Regions from separate parts of the Homo sapiens genome. Here region 1 is linked to region 2. A link is an interaction called in ENCODE POLR2A ChIA-PET data of the cell type or tissue named here. Cell type or tissue: K562. All regions are shown on one strand. Each heading gives the region's core, and the rest is flanking DNA. Links, peaks and the distances in the headings are about the cores only.

The links. Peaks named below come from ENCODE experiments on the same cell type or tissue, not always from the same donor. Only the 100,000 strongest peaks of a DNase experiment are listed, where the experiment ranks them.
Region 1: POLR2A ChIA-PET joins it to region 2 with 5 read pairs; 1 of 35 experiments calls an interaction of 5 or more read pairs at or near these places.

The regions. Positions count from the first base shown.
Region 1 is chr22:23,757,055-23,764,816 of GRCh38, forward strand. It overlaps C22orf15 (chromosome 22 open reading frame 15), which reads left to right and starts at 5,936. Exons shown (of 6, transcript NM_182520.3): 1 at 5,936-6,277; 2 at 7,033-7,119; 3 at 7,206-7,343; 4 at 7,585-7,659; 5 at 7,739-7,762. The coding sequence starts at 6,253. In K562, for the core only: no CTCF peak of the experiment used is centred there; DNase peaks (open chromatin) are centred at 5,967 and 6,727.
Region 2 is chr22:22,576,182-22,583,943 of GRCh38, forward strand. It overlaps IGL and the pseudogene IGLV2-34. Among named protein-coding and RNA genes, the nearest start is that of LL22NC03-63E9.3, 21 kb to the left of the region's middle. In K562, for the core only: no CTCF peak of the experiment used is centred there; a DNase peak (open chromatin) is centred at 3,110; H3K27me3 peaks cover 3,408 bases.

The sequences.
Region 1 (7,762 bases), core at 1,752-6,751, 1.2 Mb after region 2:
AGACAACTAGGGACAGCCCATGCCCCAGAATCCACTTTAATTATTCAGTCCTAAGCCTGCCCAGCGTTGGAAACCACAATAGAGGCCCTTGCCCACAGTTCCTCCCTCTCCCTCTGCCTGCCCATCAACTGTGGTGCTTCCTGTGTGGCCCACCTTGGTGTACTCCCTGTTTTAGGGGAACTTTGAGTAACAAGCTATCTTTTCTTTTTCTTTTTTTTTTTTTTTTTGAGACGGAGTTTCGCTGTTTGTTGCCCAGGCTGGAGTGCAATGGTGCAATCTCAGCTCACTGCAACCTCCGCCTCCCAGGTTCAAGTGATTCTCCTGCCTCAGCCTCCCAAGTAGCTGGGATTACAGGCATGAACTGCCACGCCCGGCTAATTTTTTTTGTTTTTTTTTTTAGTAGAGACGGGGTTCACCATGTTGGTCGGTTTCACCATGTTGGTCAGGCTGGTCTCGATCTCCTGACCTCATGATCTGTTCGCCTTTGCCTCACAAAGTGCTGGGATTAAAGGCGTGAGTCACTGCGCCTGGCTACAAACTATGTTTTCAATGGCACTTCCCCCCTGCCCCTCCCCTCCCCTCCCCTTCCCTTTCTTTTCTTTTCTTCTTTTCTCTTTTCTTTTCGTTTTTCTTGAGACAGAGTCTTGCTCTGTTGCCCAGGCTGGAGTGCAGTGGCGCGATGCTCAGCTCACAACCTCTGCCTCCTGGGTTCAAGCGATTCTCTTGCCTCAGCCTCCCGCGTACCTGGGACTACAGGTGCGCATCACCATGCCCAGCTAATTTTTGTATTTTTAGTATATTTTGTATTTTTGTATATTTAGGAGACGGAGTTTCACTGTTTACCTCGTGATCTGCCTGCCTCGGTCTCCCAAAGTGCTGGGATTACAGGCGTGAGCCACCGTGACCAGCCTTCTTTTTCTTTTTTCTTTTTTTTTGAGACGGAGTGTTGCTTTTTCTTTTTTCTTTGAGACAAGGTCTCATTCTGTCACCCAAGCTGAAGTACAGCGGCTTGATCATAGTTCACTGCAGCCGTGAACTCCTGGGCTCAAGCAGTCCTCCTACCTTAGCCTCCGGAATAGCTAGGATTACAGGTGCATGCCACCATGCCTGGCTAATTCTTTTATTTTTGTTTAATTGATGTACTTATTTTGAGACAAAGTCTTGCTCTGTTATCCAGGCTGGAGTAGAGTGGTGTGATCATAGCTCATTTGCAGCCTCGAACTTCTGTGCTCAAGTGATCCTCCCACCTCAGGCTCTCGAGAAGCTAGGACTACAGGTGTGAGCCACCATGCCCAGCTAATTCTTTAATTTTTTTTTTTTTTTTTTTTTTTTTGTAGAGACAGGGTCTTACTATGTTGCCCAGGCTGGTCTTGAATTCCCAGCCTCAAACGATCCTCCTGCTTCAGCCTCCCAAAGTGCTAGGATAACAGGTGTAAGCCACCGTGCCTCACAAGAGTGCACCATTTTAATCGGTTTTATTATTATTCAAGTAAGGTAAGGCTAACATCAGAAAATAACTGTGACACTGAGCACGGTGTCTCACGCCTGTTATCCTAGCACTTTGAGATGCCAAGGCAGGAAAATCGTTTGAGGCCAGCAGTTTGAGACCAGCCTGAACAACGGAGCAAGACCCTGTCTCTACAAAAAAATTTTTTTAATTGGCCAGGCGTGGTGGCTCACATCTGTAGTTTTAGCTACTTGGGAGCCTGAGGTGGGAGGATCACTTGAGCACAGGAGTTTGAGGCTGCAGTGAGCCATGTTTGTGCCACTGCACTCCAGCCTGGATGACAGAGTGAGACTCTGTCTCAAAAAATAATAATAAGGCTGGACGCAGTGGCTCATGCCTATAATCTCAGCACTTTGGGAGGCGGAGGCGGGGGGATCACTTGAGCTCAGGAATTTGAGACCAGCCTGGTCAACAGGGTAAAACCCTGTCTCTACGAAAAATACAAAAAATTAGCCAGGCGTGGTGGTGTGCACCTCTAATCACAGCTACTAGGGAGGCTGAAGCGGAAGAATCACTTGAACCTGGGAGGCTGCAGTGAGCTGAGATCGTGCCACTGCACTACAACCTGGGCGACAGAGTGAGACTCTGTCTCAAAACAAAACAAAACAAAAACAAACAAACAAAAAAAACATGGGCGGGGCTAGGTGGCCCATGCCTGTGATCCCAGCACTTTGGGAGGCTGAGGTGGGCGGATCACAAGGTCAGGAGTTCGAGACCACCCTGGCCAATGTGGTGAAACCCTGTCTCTACTAAAAATACAAACAAAATTAGCTGGGCATGGTAGTGGGCGCCTGTAATCCCAGCTACTCAGGAGGCTGAGGCAGGAGAATCACTTGAACCTGGGAGGTGGAGGTTGCAGTGAGCCAAGATCGTGCCATTGCACTCCAGCCTGGGCGACAAGAATGAAACTCTGTCTCAAAAAAGAAAAAAAAAAAAAAACATGGAGCACTTTTTCCCGGGACAGAACCATATCTGGGAATCCACGTCCCACAGAACACAGCTCAGGAGACTGTTAAGTGTGGAGCCTCCAGTGCCTGAAGCCAGAATCTGGAAGGAAAGGCCACTCCAGGCCTGGAGCCTCAGCTCTTGTAGTCACCATCTGCCATCCAAGGATCTCCTCTTCAGTGCCACCAAGGAGGGAATCAAGAGACTGTATCTTGACTGTCATGGAGATACCCTGAGGAGGTGTCAAGAATGGAGTGGTACCTGGGAAGGGGCTATGTAGCCTCCCCAAGGGAATTCTGGAGGCTGTGAGTTAAAAAAAGGGCACTGTTTTTTGTCTTTTTTTTTTAGTCAAGGTCTCACCGTGTCACCCAGGCTGAAGCGTAGTGGTGTGATTTTAATTAATTTCTGCCTTGAACTGGGCTCAAGTGATCTTCCCGCCTCAGCCTCCCGAGGAGCTGGGACTACAGGTGTGAGCCACCACGCCCAGCTAATGTTTTTATTTTTACAGAGATGAGGCCTTGCTGTGTTGCCCAGGCTGGGCAGATCCTCAGCCTCCCAAAGTGTTGGGATTACAGGCATGAGCCACTGCGCCTGGCCATCTCATGTTTAAGTAAGCTTGGGAAGTGCTACCTGTTTCTGCAATACTGATTGGAGTGCTTGCTCCATCACGGTGCTGAGCACAGAGACAGCTCTTTAAAATTTATCACACTTAATCGTCACCACAGCCCTGCTAAGTCACGGGTCATACCCCCCTTTTACAGATGGAAACACCAAGGCAGTCCAAAGGAAAGTGCTTATCCAGAGCCGGAGTCTGACAATGGCAGGCTTCATGGAAGACTCAGATTTCCTCCACCCTCACTGTCCAGAACTCTGCCTGTAAAAGGCAGGACACAGCCGAATCATGGGGGCTGGAAGCACTTCTAAAACCTTGGGGGTAAGGGAGCTGGGGAAAGGGAGGTGTTGCTCCAGGCATCCACCTGGTGCCCTGGCTGGAAAGGTCTGGTGGGGGTCATGGGGTGAGGGCAGGAGACAGAAGTGGAGAGACAGAGACAGAGGGGAGGCAGTAAGCAGGAAGGAAAGGGAAAGGATAATGAAAAGAGACATGAGAACAAAAGTCAAAGGAAGGATGAACACGGAGAGGCAAAAAAACCAATGTGAGGCTGGGACCAGTGGCTTGCACCTGTAATCCCAGCACTTTGGGAGGCCAAGGTAAGAGGATTGCTTGACCCCAAGAGTTCAAGACCAGTCTAGGCAACATAGTGAGACTCCATCTCTACAAAATTAAAAAGAAAAAAATTTCAACAGGCATGGTGGCATGCACCTGTAGACCCAGCTACTCAGGAGGCTGAAGTGGGAGGATTGCTTGAGCCCGGCAGGCCAAAGCTGCAGTGAGCTGTGATTGTGCCACTGCACTGCAGCCTGGGCAGCAGAGTAAGACCCTGTTTCAAAAAAAAAGAGAACAGAAAAGAAAGAAAAGAAGAAAGGAAGGAAGGAAAAGAAAAAGAAAGAGAGAAAAGGAAGGAAGGAAGGAAGGAGGGAAGGAAGGAAGGAAGGGCAAAAGAGCGAAAGAGCAAAAGAGCGAGAAAGCAAGCCAGCCAGCCGGGCGCAGTGGCTCACGCCTGTAATCCCAGCACTTTGGGAGGCCGAGGGGGGGCAGATCACCTGAGGTCAGGAGTTCGAGACCAGCCTGGCCAACATGGAGAAACCCTGTCTCTACTAAAAATACAAAATTAGCCAGGTGTGGTGGCACATGCCTGTAATCCCAGCTACTTGGGACGCTGGGGCAGGAGAATCGCTTGAACCCAGGAGGCGGAGGTTGCGGTGAGCTGAGATTGCACCATTGTACTCCAGCCTGGGCAACAAGAGCAAAACTCTGTCAAAAAAAGAAAGGAAGGAAGGAAGGGAGGGAGGGAGAGAGGGAGGGAGGAAGAGAAAGGAAAAAAGGGAAAGGAGGGAGGGGAGGGGAGGGGAGAGGAGGGGAGGGGAGAGAGAATGTGAAGCCTAGACAGAAAAGGAAGACGGAGAGGAGGGGAACAAGAAGGGGAGAGACTGGGAGAAGCAGACAAATACAAAAGACACGAAATGGCCGAAATGGCCGGGCACAGTGGCTCATTCCTATAATCACAGCACTTTGAGAAGCTCAGGCAGGTGGATCACCTGAGGTCAGGAGTTCGAGACCAGCCTGGCCTTCCTTATGTCTACTAAAAATACAAAAAATTAGCCAGGGGTGGTGGCTGGCGCCTGTAATACCAGCTACTCCGGAGGCTGAGGCAGGAGAATCGCTTGAACCCGAGAGGCGGAGGTTGCAGTGAGCCGAGATTGCGCCACTGCACTGCAGCATGGCTGACAGAGCGAGACTCATTCTCAAAAAAAAATAAATAGGTCAGGCTTGGTGGCTCAGCACTTTGGGAGGCCAAGATGGGCGGATCATTTGAGGTCAGGAGTTCGAGACCAATCTGACCAATATGGTGAAACTCCATCTCTATTAAAAATACAAAAAAAGGCCGGGCGCAGTGGCTCACGCCTGTAATCCTGTAATCCCAGCACTTTGGGAGGCCGAGGCGGGCAGATCACGAGGTCAGGAGATTGAGACCGTCCTGGCTAACATGGTGAAACCCCGTCTGTACTAAAAATACAAAAAAAATTAGCTGGGCGTGGTGGCGAGCGACTGTAGTCCCAGCTACTCAGGAGGCTGAGGCAGGAGAAAGGCGTGAACCCGGGAGGCGGAGCTTGCAGTGAGCCGAGGTCACACCACTGCACTCCAGCCTGGGCGAGGGAGCGAGACTCCGTCTCAAAAAAAAAAAAAAAAAAAAAAAAAACTAGCCAGGTGTAGTGGTGCACACCTGTAGTCCCAGTTACTTGGGAGGCTGAGGCAGGAGAATCGCTTGAACTCGGGAGGCGGAGGTTGCAGTGAGCCGAGATCGTACCACTGCATTCTAGCCTGGGTGACAGGGAGACTCCATCTCAAAAAATAAAAATTTAAAAAACACCAATAATAATAATAATTAATAAACTTAATAAATAAATAAATAAAAGACAGGAAATGACGGTGAGAACCGGTGTGAGGGACTAGCTAGTGGCCAGTGCTAACAAGGAGGTGCTTGTGACCTGCTATGGACCTGGAAGCGACTAGGGCTGAGTACAAAGGGGGCAAAGGAATTTGGGGGTGATGGAAATGTTCTGTATCTTGACTGTGGTGGTGGTTATATGAGAGTTGGCATAACTTTAAAACACCAGAAAGGGTGAACTTTACTGTACAAGTGGTTCACAACTGCAATCCCAGCACTTGTGGGAGGCTGGGGCTGGAGAATTGCTTGAGCCAAGTTCGAGACCAGCCTGGGCAACATAGGGAGACTGTCTCTAAAAAAAATCAATCCCAATGATGGCATTCCCCGCCTCAGGGAATGCCAGCCCCCACTTCTTCTGTCACCTCTCCCCCATGGGCCCCGTTAACGGATACAGGGAGGAAGGCATTTCCTGCCTAGATGTCTCCGCCCCCACTGCCATGGAGACCAGCTTGGAAGCTTAGGGGAGCTGCTGTGGCCCAGGGCTCAGTGGGGAGGAAGAGGAGGCCAGGAGTCTTGGACTAGCTGCAGGGTTTGAGCTAGGCTGAAGCAGCAGAACCACAGAGGTGGCTGAGCAGGGGCCTGGCCCTGGGACCCAGCCATCCACACTCACACATCCACTTCTCCCTCCAGAGCCCGGCCCTGAAGCAGGTCTCTGCTCCACGCTTTTCCTTAGTTGGGGAATCGAGAGTTGGGGGATCAAAGCCCCCCACATCTCCCTCACCCGCTGCAGCTATGTTTATCAAGGTGATGTTTGGGGGTAAGTGGGGTCCCCTGTCTTGGTAGGCGGATAGGGGGATGAGCACACTCAGAGGCGTGCTTCCTTCCGCCCTTGCGGTGGGTGGGGAGGCAATGGCGGGAAAGGGGGGTGGTGCACATGGCGGGGGTCGTCGGGGAAGCGGCTCTGTGAGGAGGCGAAGCCAGCACCTGGAGCGAGTCCCTTAAAGGGAAAACCCGAGCTGAGTCCTGCTCATTCACAAGGGTTCCTCTCGGCCAGAGACCGCCGCATTACCCTGGAGCAGGTTTTTAAGCCGCACAATCTCTTCGCCATTCAATCCGTGATCCTCAAGCTTCAGCGTGCATCAGACACCTGAAACTCTAGCCACAGTTGCAGGGTCCCCGTGCCTCTGGCTGGAGGCGGGTCGGCCCTGTGCGGTAGCGGAAGGGAAGAGAGGAGCCGGTGGGTGCGGAGGGCGGGGACTGGCTGGGTCCCGTGGGGGCGGGTCCCGGGAGGAGGCTGGGCTGGCGCCCACTTCGTGCTTTGCAGGACTCAAGAGACCAACACTTGGGAGTCACCACACATGGGAGAAAAGTCACCACACATGGGAGATGGATGGAGGGTTCTCCAAGGCAGTTTAAGCAACAGATGTTGGAGCTGTTATGCCCGGGGCACAGTCTTAGCCCATAGGCCCAGTCGCAGCTCTGGGAAAGGGAGAGATGGGAGGGAGAGACAGAGGACCCCGATTTGGAGGAAGGTAAGAGATCTCACAGGCTCACCTTTGCCCCTCTCCACAGCTGGCTGCTCGGTGCTGGTGAACACCTCTTGCAGGCTGGTGAACCTCACCGCCCACCTGAGGCAGAAAGCAGGGTTGCCCCCAGATGGTGAGGAGACAGGGAGGAGAAGGAGGGGCTGAGGGGTCCCAGGCAGGGGTGCCAGCCCTGCCCAGTCTCTCTCCATGTCCTCCCAGCGACCATTGCTCTCCTGGCTGAGGATGGCAACCTAGTGAGCCTGGAGGAGGACCTGAAGGAAGGGGCTTCCCGGGCCCAGACCATGGGCAACTCCCTACTGAAGGAGCGAGCCATATATGTCCTCGTTCGGATCATCAGTAAGGTGGCCCAAGGTTCTCTCCCCTGCAGCTATGGTAGAATGTAAGAGGGGGGCATAGCAGACCATAGACCACCCAAGGCCCTGTCCGGCCTCCCACCTCGGCTGGGGACCTAGCCCCAATCCATCCCTACCCAATGCTCTGCTCCCAGCCTGGACTAGCAAACAGTTCCAGAGTGAGAGGCAGAGTAGGGACCATTAGGCCAGTCAGGTGTCCTTCATCGTCTCTCCACATGTCACAGAGGGAGAGGACATGGCCTCCACCCGCTATGAGTCCCTATTGGAGAACCTGGATGACCATTACCCAGAGCTGGCAGGTGAGTGTCAGGGTACAGCCCAGGGGGAGGGCACACCTTCTCCCTAACCCCTACCAACAGGACTTCCTGGGCCTTCCAGAGGAACTGCGCAGGCTGTCAGGCC
Region 2 (7,762 bases), core at 1,125-6,124:
TTTTTCTCATTCAGCCTTCCTCCTGGGGTTGGTTTTATTTACCATCTAACAATATTTCTGTAACCCTGAGCCTCTAGAGCTGCCTCAGGTGCACTAACGCTGTGACTAGGCTGCCCTGGGACAAGCTAAGAGGTTCTGCGGGGGAGGGTCTGGGCCCCTGGTGTGGCAGAAGGTGCATCCATCCTGGAGGAAGCCAGAGGACCAAGGGCCAGGAGCCTGGGGGGGATTAGAAGGGACCAGGAGGCCTGGTCCTGAGCTGGGATGGGAAGGAACGGGAAGGGGCAGGAGCAGGACAGGGATTTCCAGATCCACTCAGCCGCCTCCCTGGGGCTTGGGCTCCTCCATCTGAGGCCACCAGGGGGCGGCAAGGGCTTGGATTTGGGGAAGGGAATTGCTGTGGTTTAACCAGGGAGTGTATGAAGCTCCATGGGCTGCTTCCTCCTGAGACCCTTCTAAGGGAGAAGTGGGGAGTGGAATGTCCAAAATATGTTGTGTCCCAATATGTTCGTTTCTAGAAAGGCTAATAAATAGCCTCAGCCCCCAGCCTCAGAGCACTGCATAGAAAGAGGACAGAGGTATTTGAGGGTCATTCTGAGAGAACCTAGAAGGTATTGAGTGGGAATAAACAGTCCCCAGCTCTGCCTTTGGTCCCTGGGAAACAGAGTGCCTGGATCACTCCACAGTGGTCATCTGGGATCTGGTCCGAGGTCTCTTCCTTGATTCTGTTCCCTGAGCCTTTTTTATTCTATTTTGGATCAGATCCATGCACACGTAGCTCAGAGTTGTGCCCAAGATTTCATAAGGAATTTACAGGGTTTTTTCCCCCTCAAACTTATTTCTCTCCACAGTCTGCCCATTATTTATGGTTCCCCAGACTTTCCCTTTTGGTTTCTGGTGAAAAAACTGTGACTTTAATAAGCCTGCGGTGCTGTGCACTTCCTGCAACTGAGTCCGTGTCCACACCAAACACCAAGAGGACAAAGAGTAACAAAGGTAAGGGGATTAAGTGCCACTGTCTTGGAAATCAGCTCCAAAGATGAGAAAAGAAAGTCCGCACAGTCTCTACTGTCCCTGCTGTCACCACGAAGAATTTCCTGGAGGCTGGATCATGTAGAATGGAGAGAAGAACAAACATAAGAAAAGGAAAACGTGGACATTTCAAATTTGCCCTGAGCACTAGGGGTTTCCTTTCTCATCTTCAAGCCAGAACAGTGGAGCTTCTTCTGGAACTTTTGTGGCTGCACACTGGTACCCCTTCCAGGTATTGGTCTGCCCTGAGTGCAGGCCACAGGACACTGGGGGAAAATGGGAAGCTCTCTGCTGGTTTGATTTTACTAAAAGTGCTAGTATCTCCCCTAGTCTGCCTCCAGTGATTTGCTTTTCCAAGTAATCAAATTGATGCTCCATGGATTCTGTCCCAGGTTTTACAGCTGGGCTTGGAGAAAATGTGGTATATGCCACTGCATCCGAAATGGAACCTGAAAACAGTAATAATATTCTAAACGTGAAAATTAAATCAATCTGAATCACAGGCAGTGGAAAACATCAAAAGATGAAAGAGTTTTAAAAGTGATTTGAGGAAAGAAACAGAGAGAAATATTTTCACATTGGTTCTATGTTTACTCTATTTATCTTTTTTAATTTAATTTTAAAAATAGAGATGAGGAGGTCTCACTATGTTGCCCAGCCAGGCTGGTCTCGAACTCCTGGGCTCAAGCAATTCACCCGCCTCAGCCTCCCAAGGTGATGGATTACAGGCATGAGCCACCACACCCGGCCCCTGTGTTTCTTATGTGCTCCTTGATTAAGAAGAGTTGTTTTTTGTTTTTGTTTTTGTTTTTTGTTTTCTTGAGATGGAGTTTCACTTTTGTTGCCCAGGCTGGAGTGCAATGGTGCAATCTCGGCTCACTACAACCACTGCCTCCCAGGTTCAAGCGATTCTCCTGCCTCAGCCTCCCAAGTAGCTGGATTACAGGCGTGCACCACTACACCAGCTAATTTTTTGTATTCAGTAGAGACGGGGTTTCACCATCTTGGTCAGGCTGGTCTGAAACTCTTGACTTCAGGTGATCCACCTACCTCGGCCTCCCAAAGTGCTGTGATTACAGGGGTGAGCCACCATGCCCGGCCAAAAAGTTGGTTTATTGTAGCTTGTGGATACAGTGAGATGGAAGAAAACCCAGAAAGCAGAAATAACACTTCTTTGTAATATGAGGAAAAAAATAAAAGATAAAGTTGAATGAAATATTTCATATATATATGTTTCATATACATGTTTCTTATATATGTTTCATATACATGTTTCATATATATGTTTCATATACATTTCATATATATGTTTCATATACATTTCATATATATGTTTCATATATATATTGCAACATATATATGCAATATTCATATATATAGCCATATATATGTTTCATATATATATTGCATATATATGTTTCATATATATTGCATATATATGTTTCATATATGTTTCATACATATGTTTCATATATATATAGTTTTTTACAGAGTCTTGCTCTCTTGCTCTGTCACCCAGGCTGGAGTGCAGTGGCCTAATCTTGGCTCACTGCAACCTCTGCCTCCCGGGTTCCAGTGATTCTCCTGCCTCAGTCTCCCGAGTAGCTGGGATTACAGGAACGCACCACCATGCCTGGCTAATTTTTGTATTTTTAGTAAAAGTGGAGTTTTGCCATGTTGGCCAGTCTGGTCTTGAACTCCTGCCCTCAAGCGATCCTCCTGCCTCAGTCTCCCAAACTGCTGGGATAACAGGCGTGAGCTATCACGCTCGGTCTGAAATCTTTAGATAAGTATGAAGTCTATATAAAAAAAAAAGGCTCTTACTAGGCTAGAAATGGCCCATTTTAGAAGCTTTCATTTTCCACCTCACACTCATCTCTCTATAGATCCTCTGCATGGGCAGTGGGTGGGCCCTGTGGTCCTCAGTTCTCAGGCTGAGAACCAGAGGCTGAAAAGGACAAGTCACCTGCTCATGAGTGGGAAGGGCAGGATTGGGAGCAGCGGACTGTGGCTCCATTGCTCCTTGTTTCCTCCACAGGCCCCTCCCACGTGTGCCCCTGAATGACCTAGAATGACTAATGTGCTCAAGGGATTTGATGCTGCAGATGCTTCGGCATGAAGGGTGGGGGTGGGGATGGGACAAGGCTGCAGCTGAAGAGATGGGAGACCAACAACACACAGCAGGGGTTTCCATGGGGTGGGCACCCCCATTTCCTCACAGTTTAGAGAGCCTGGAGGTGGGTGCCAAGCAGAGGGCACCATGGCGTGGCCCAGGCCTGGAGGTTCACAGAGACACAGGCACAACACAGCAGAGACACTGAGGGCCAGGAGCTCACTCAGATGAGGGACTTCAGCAGATCTTTCTCTCTTGAGGAAATTAGGTACAAAGGAATCAAGTTCCTACCATCAGAATAGACAACAAGTTTTAATCTCCTCAGCTGAGCCCCGCTGTCCAGGGAAGCAGAAGTCTCTGAGCCCGGCCCAGGTGAGAGTGGGGTGAGGAGAGGAGCTCAGGGTGCAGATTTGCATGAAGGCCCCACCCTCCTCTGAGGCAGAGGGGATAAGACAAGTCTGGGGGTAGGCCCAGCGCTGGGGTCTCAGGAGGCAGCGCTCTCTCGGGACGTCTCCACCATGGCCTGGGCTCTGCTCCTTCTCACCCTCCTCACTCAGGGCACAGGTGACGCCTCCAGGGAAGGGGCCTTGGGGACCTCTGGGCTGATCTTTGGTCTCCTGCTCCTCAGACTCACCTGGGCCCAGCACTGACTCACCAGAGTGTATTTCTCCCTCTTTCCAGGGTCCTGGGCCCAGTCTGTTCTGACTCAGCCTCGCTCAGTGTCCAGGTCTCCTGGACAGTAGGTTACTATCTTCTGCACTGGAACCAGCAGTGACATTGGGGGTTATGACCTTGTCTCCTGGTGCCAGTAGCACCCAGGCAAAGCCCCCAAACTCATGATTTATGATGTCGGTAATTGGCCCTCAGGGGCCCCTGGTTGCTTCTCTGGCTCCAAGTCTGGCAACACGGCCTCCCTGACCATCTCTGGGCTCCAGGCTGAGGACGAGGCTGATTATTACTGCAGCTCATATGCAGGCAGCTACAATTTCCACAGTGGTCCAAGTTCATGCGTAATGAGACCAAAACCTGCCCTGGTCTCTCAGGCTCTCTCTCGCTATGAAGGTGCTTCCTTACCCTGTGCAGAAGAGGGCTTCATGCAACATGGCCTTGAGAATTTCATCCACTCTCAGCCCCTCTCCCCTCCAACAATGAAATGCAAAAGAAACATGCTCTCTGGTTAATTGTCTAGGGACAATGGCAGCTTCTTCTTTTCCTGTGTGATATGGTCCTGCATGGTGACTCTTTCCAACTTTTCAATGGCAGGGACAGAGCAATAGGATCCATCTGCTCAGTACCATTTCTGCAGTTTTCTATGAAACCCTCACATTAAATGCCTCCATCTCCCACACTGTGCTGACTGGCCTGGGTCTGTGCTCCAGAAATAACGTCTTACTCAACTCCATATCCACCACGCTGTAGTAAGGATGGCTGTCTTTGCTGGGTTATTTGTTCCTCTGCAGGTCTCTTCCCAAAGCAACACCAACTGAGAGAAGATCTGAAGATGTTGAGAGAGTGAGCATAAAAGTAAAGGGTTTTATTTATTTGCTTTCTTTTTTTTTTAACTTTGTTTTTATTTATTTTTTTGATACAGAGTTTTGCTCTTGTTGCCCAGGCTGGAGTGCAATGGTGCAATCTCAGCTCACTGCACCCTCTGCCTCCCGGGTTCAAGCGATTCTCCTGCCTCAGCCTCCTGAGTAGCTGGGACTACAGGCACGCGCCACCATGCCCAGCTAATGTAGAGATGGGGTTTCACCATGTTGGCCTGGCTGGTCTTGAACTCCTGGCCTCAGGTGATCTGCCCACCTCAGCCTCCCGAAGTGCTGGCATTACAGACATGAGCTACCATGCCTGGCCTTGTTTTTATTTTTTAGAGTTCCTTTGTCTTTGACCCGATGTCTATCTATGGGGGCTTAGCCAGGGCACATTTGAGTGATTGTTCTTTGCGAGAACATTGTTCTTTGCAGATCATTAAACCCCTGTCCTGGAAACAGTCCTGTACTTAGACTGTCTCCCTGTTAGCATGGGCTCTTTCCTAAATGATCCACAGGAAAGCTTATTTGGTGGATGGGTCTTCTGTTCCTCAAGGACTCTATGGGTAGTTTATTTTCAAGGTGAGCCAATACTGTTTCTAGCTGGAATCTCATTTAATCTCATAACCATGAGAATTAATTTTTTAAACCTGCAGGGTGTTCTCTAGCCATTTTTTAATTTTCTTTGATTTTGTGAGCCACTTTTAAATTATAATCATCATTAAACCTTAAAACATATAAACTTCAATTAAGCAGATTATATATTTTATTTTATTTTTTGAGACAGAGTCTCGGTCTGTTGCCCAGGCTGGAGTGCAGTGGCACAATCTTGGCTCGCTGCAAACTCTGACTCCCGGGTTCAAGTGATTTTCGTGCCTCAGCCTCCCGAGTAGCTGGAATTACAGGCATGTGCCATCACGCCTAGCTAATTTTTGCATTTTTAGTAGAGACGGGGTTTCACCGTGTTGGCCAGGCTGGTCTCGAACTTCTGACCTCGTGATCCACCCGCCTCGGTCTCCCGAAGTGCTGGGATTACAGGCATGAGCCATCAAGACCAGCCACATATTTTTAAAAAGTACATTGGTTATTATCCACATACCTTTGGACTGCTATAACACAATACCTTAAACTGGTGGCTTATAAAAACAGAAATGTATTTCTTACACTCGTGGAGGCTGGGAAGTCTTAAGATCAATGTGCTGGCAGATTTGGTGTCTAATGACTGTCTGCTTCCTCATAGAGGCCATTTTCTCACTGTGTCCTTGGAACTGAGGACAAAGCAGCTCCTGGTAAAGTTCAGATGTCTGTTTCTTGCAGGAAAATTTCTCTTTACAGTGATCTGGGCTACTGGCTCCAACACACGCACCCAGATGGATTTCTGAGCCGGTCATTGACCATTACCATTTTAATATTATCTCAAATTATAAACATTATCTCAACTATTGTTTAATATAATATAGCACATAAATGTTTAAAGCATACATAGCGAAACAAGGGTCTTACATTCAAAACTGTCATTTCCCCAATCACCCATCTCCTTGTCCACCAAGCCCCAGTGCCACCACTTAGCTCATTGCTCCTTTGGCTTCACTTTCTGGTGCTCTTGCAAGTGTCTGTCATGTGTTACAAACAACAACAAATAGTCCTCCAAGAACGTTTACCTCCATAGAATCCCTATCCTGTTTCCTGAGTGGACATTTCCATTTTTAATCTGGCAAAGATCAGTCAGCCCTGATTAGTGTTTTAAACTCATATCCATCTCTTTCTAGAAAAACACACTAGGTTAAGCATCTCTCTGTGGATGGGGGACCCTCATGAAGGCACACAGCTCTGAGCTGAGGTGGCCTCAATGTGTACAATGGAGCAAGACAAAGAAAAGTCCCATGTTCTGTGTGATAGACAGACAGGCACTGATGAGAGGTCTCCAGAGCTGGCGCCCTTAGTCTAATCTTGACTCTAGTCCTCGTCTTTCCGACCCTTAAACACTAGAATTCCTGGTCTGCATTCCATTAGGTCATTCTTAAATCTAGTGAGCTGTATCTCCTTCATGCAATGTTTTTCTTTCACTATTATTTTCAGCTTTATTGACATATAATTGACAAATAAAAATTCTATATATTTATGGTATACAACTTGATATATTAATACATTTGTTGTACATTGATATATTTGTTGTGAAATTACTGCAATAATTGTGTGAAATCACAATCAATCTAATTCACATAAAATAACCTTACATAATTATCATCTTCTTTCTTTTTTTTTTTTTTTTGGTGAGAACACTTACAATCTACCAAATTAGCAAATTTAAAGTAAATAATGCAATATTGTTAACCATAGTCACATTGCGGTACATTAGCTATCTAGAACTTATTCATCTTGTATCACTGTACTCTTTTATACCCTTTGATAAACATCTCCCCATTTCCCTTTTCCCTCCCCAGTCCTGACACCCACCATTTTACTCTCTGGTTCTATGAGTTTGAATATTTTAGATTCTACATGCAAATAAGATCATGCAGTATTTGCCTTTCTGTTTCTGGCTTATATCAGTTAACATAATGTCCTCCAGCTTTATCCATGTTGTTGCAAATGATGGGATTTCCTTTATTTTTTAAAACTTGGCAATATTTGTGTGTGTGTATGTGTGTGTATGTATGTATGTATGTGTGTGCATGCACCACATTTTCTTTATCCATTCATTTGTCATCAGAAATTTAGGTTGTTTCCATGTGTTGGCTATTGTGAATAATGTTGCAAAAGACATGGGAGAACAGATATCTATTCAAGATTCTGATTTCATTTTGTTTTGAGATATGCCCAGAATTGGTATTGCTGGATTATATGGTAGTTCTATTTTTAATTTTTTAAGGAATCCCCATACATTTTCTACAATGGCTGTTTAGTTTACATTCCTTTCAACAGTGTACAAGAGTTTCTTTTGTCCACATCCTTGCCAACATTTGTTATCGTTTATCTTTTTGATAAATTACAGGCACGTGCCAACACACCTGGCTAATTTTTTATATTTTTGGTAGAGACGGGGTTTCACCATGTTGGCCAGGCTGGTTTAGAACTCCTGACCTCAAGT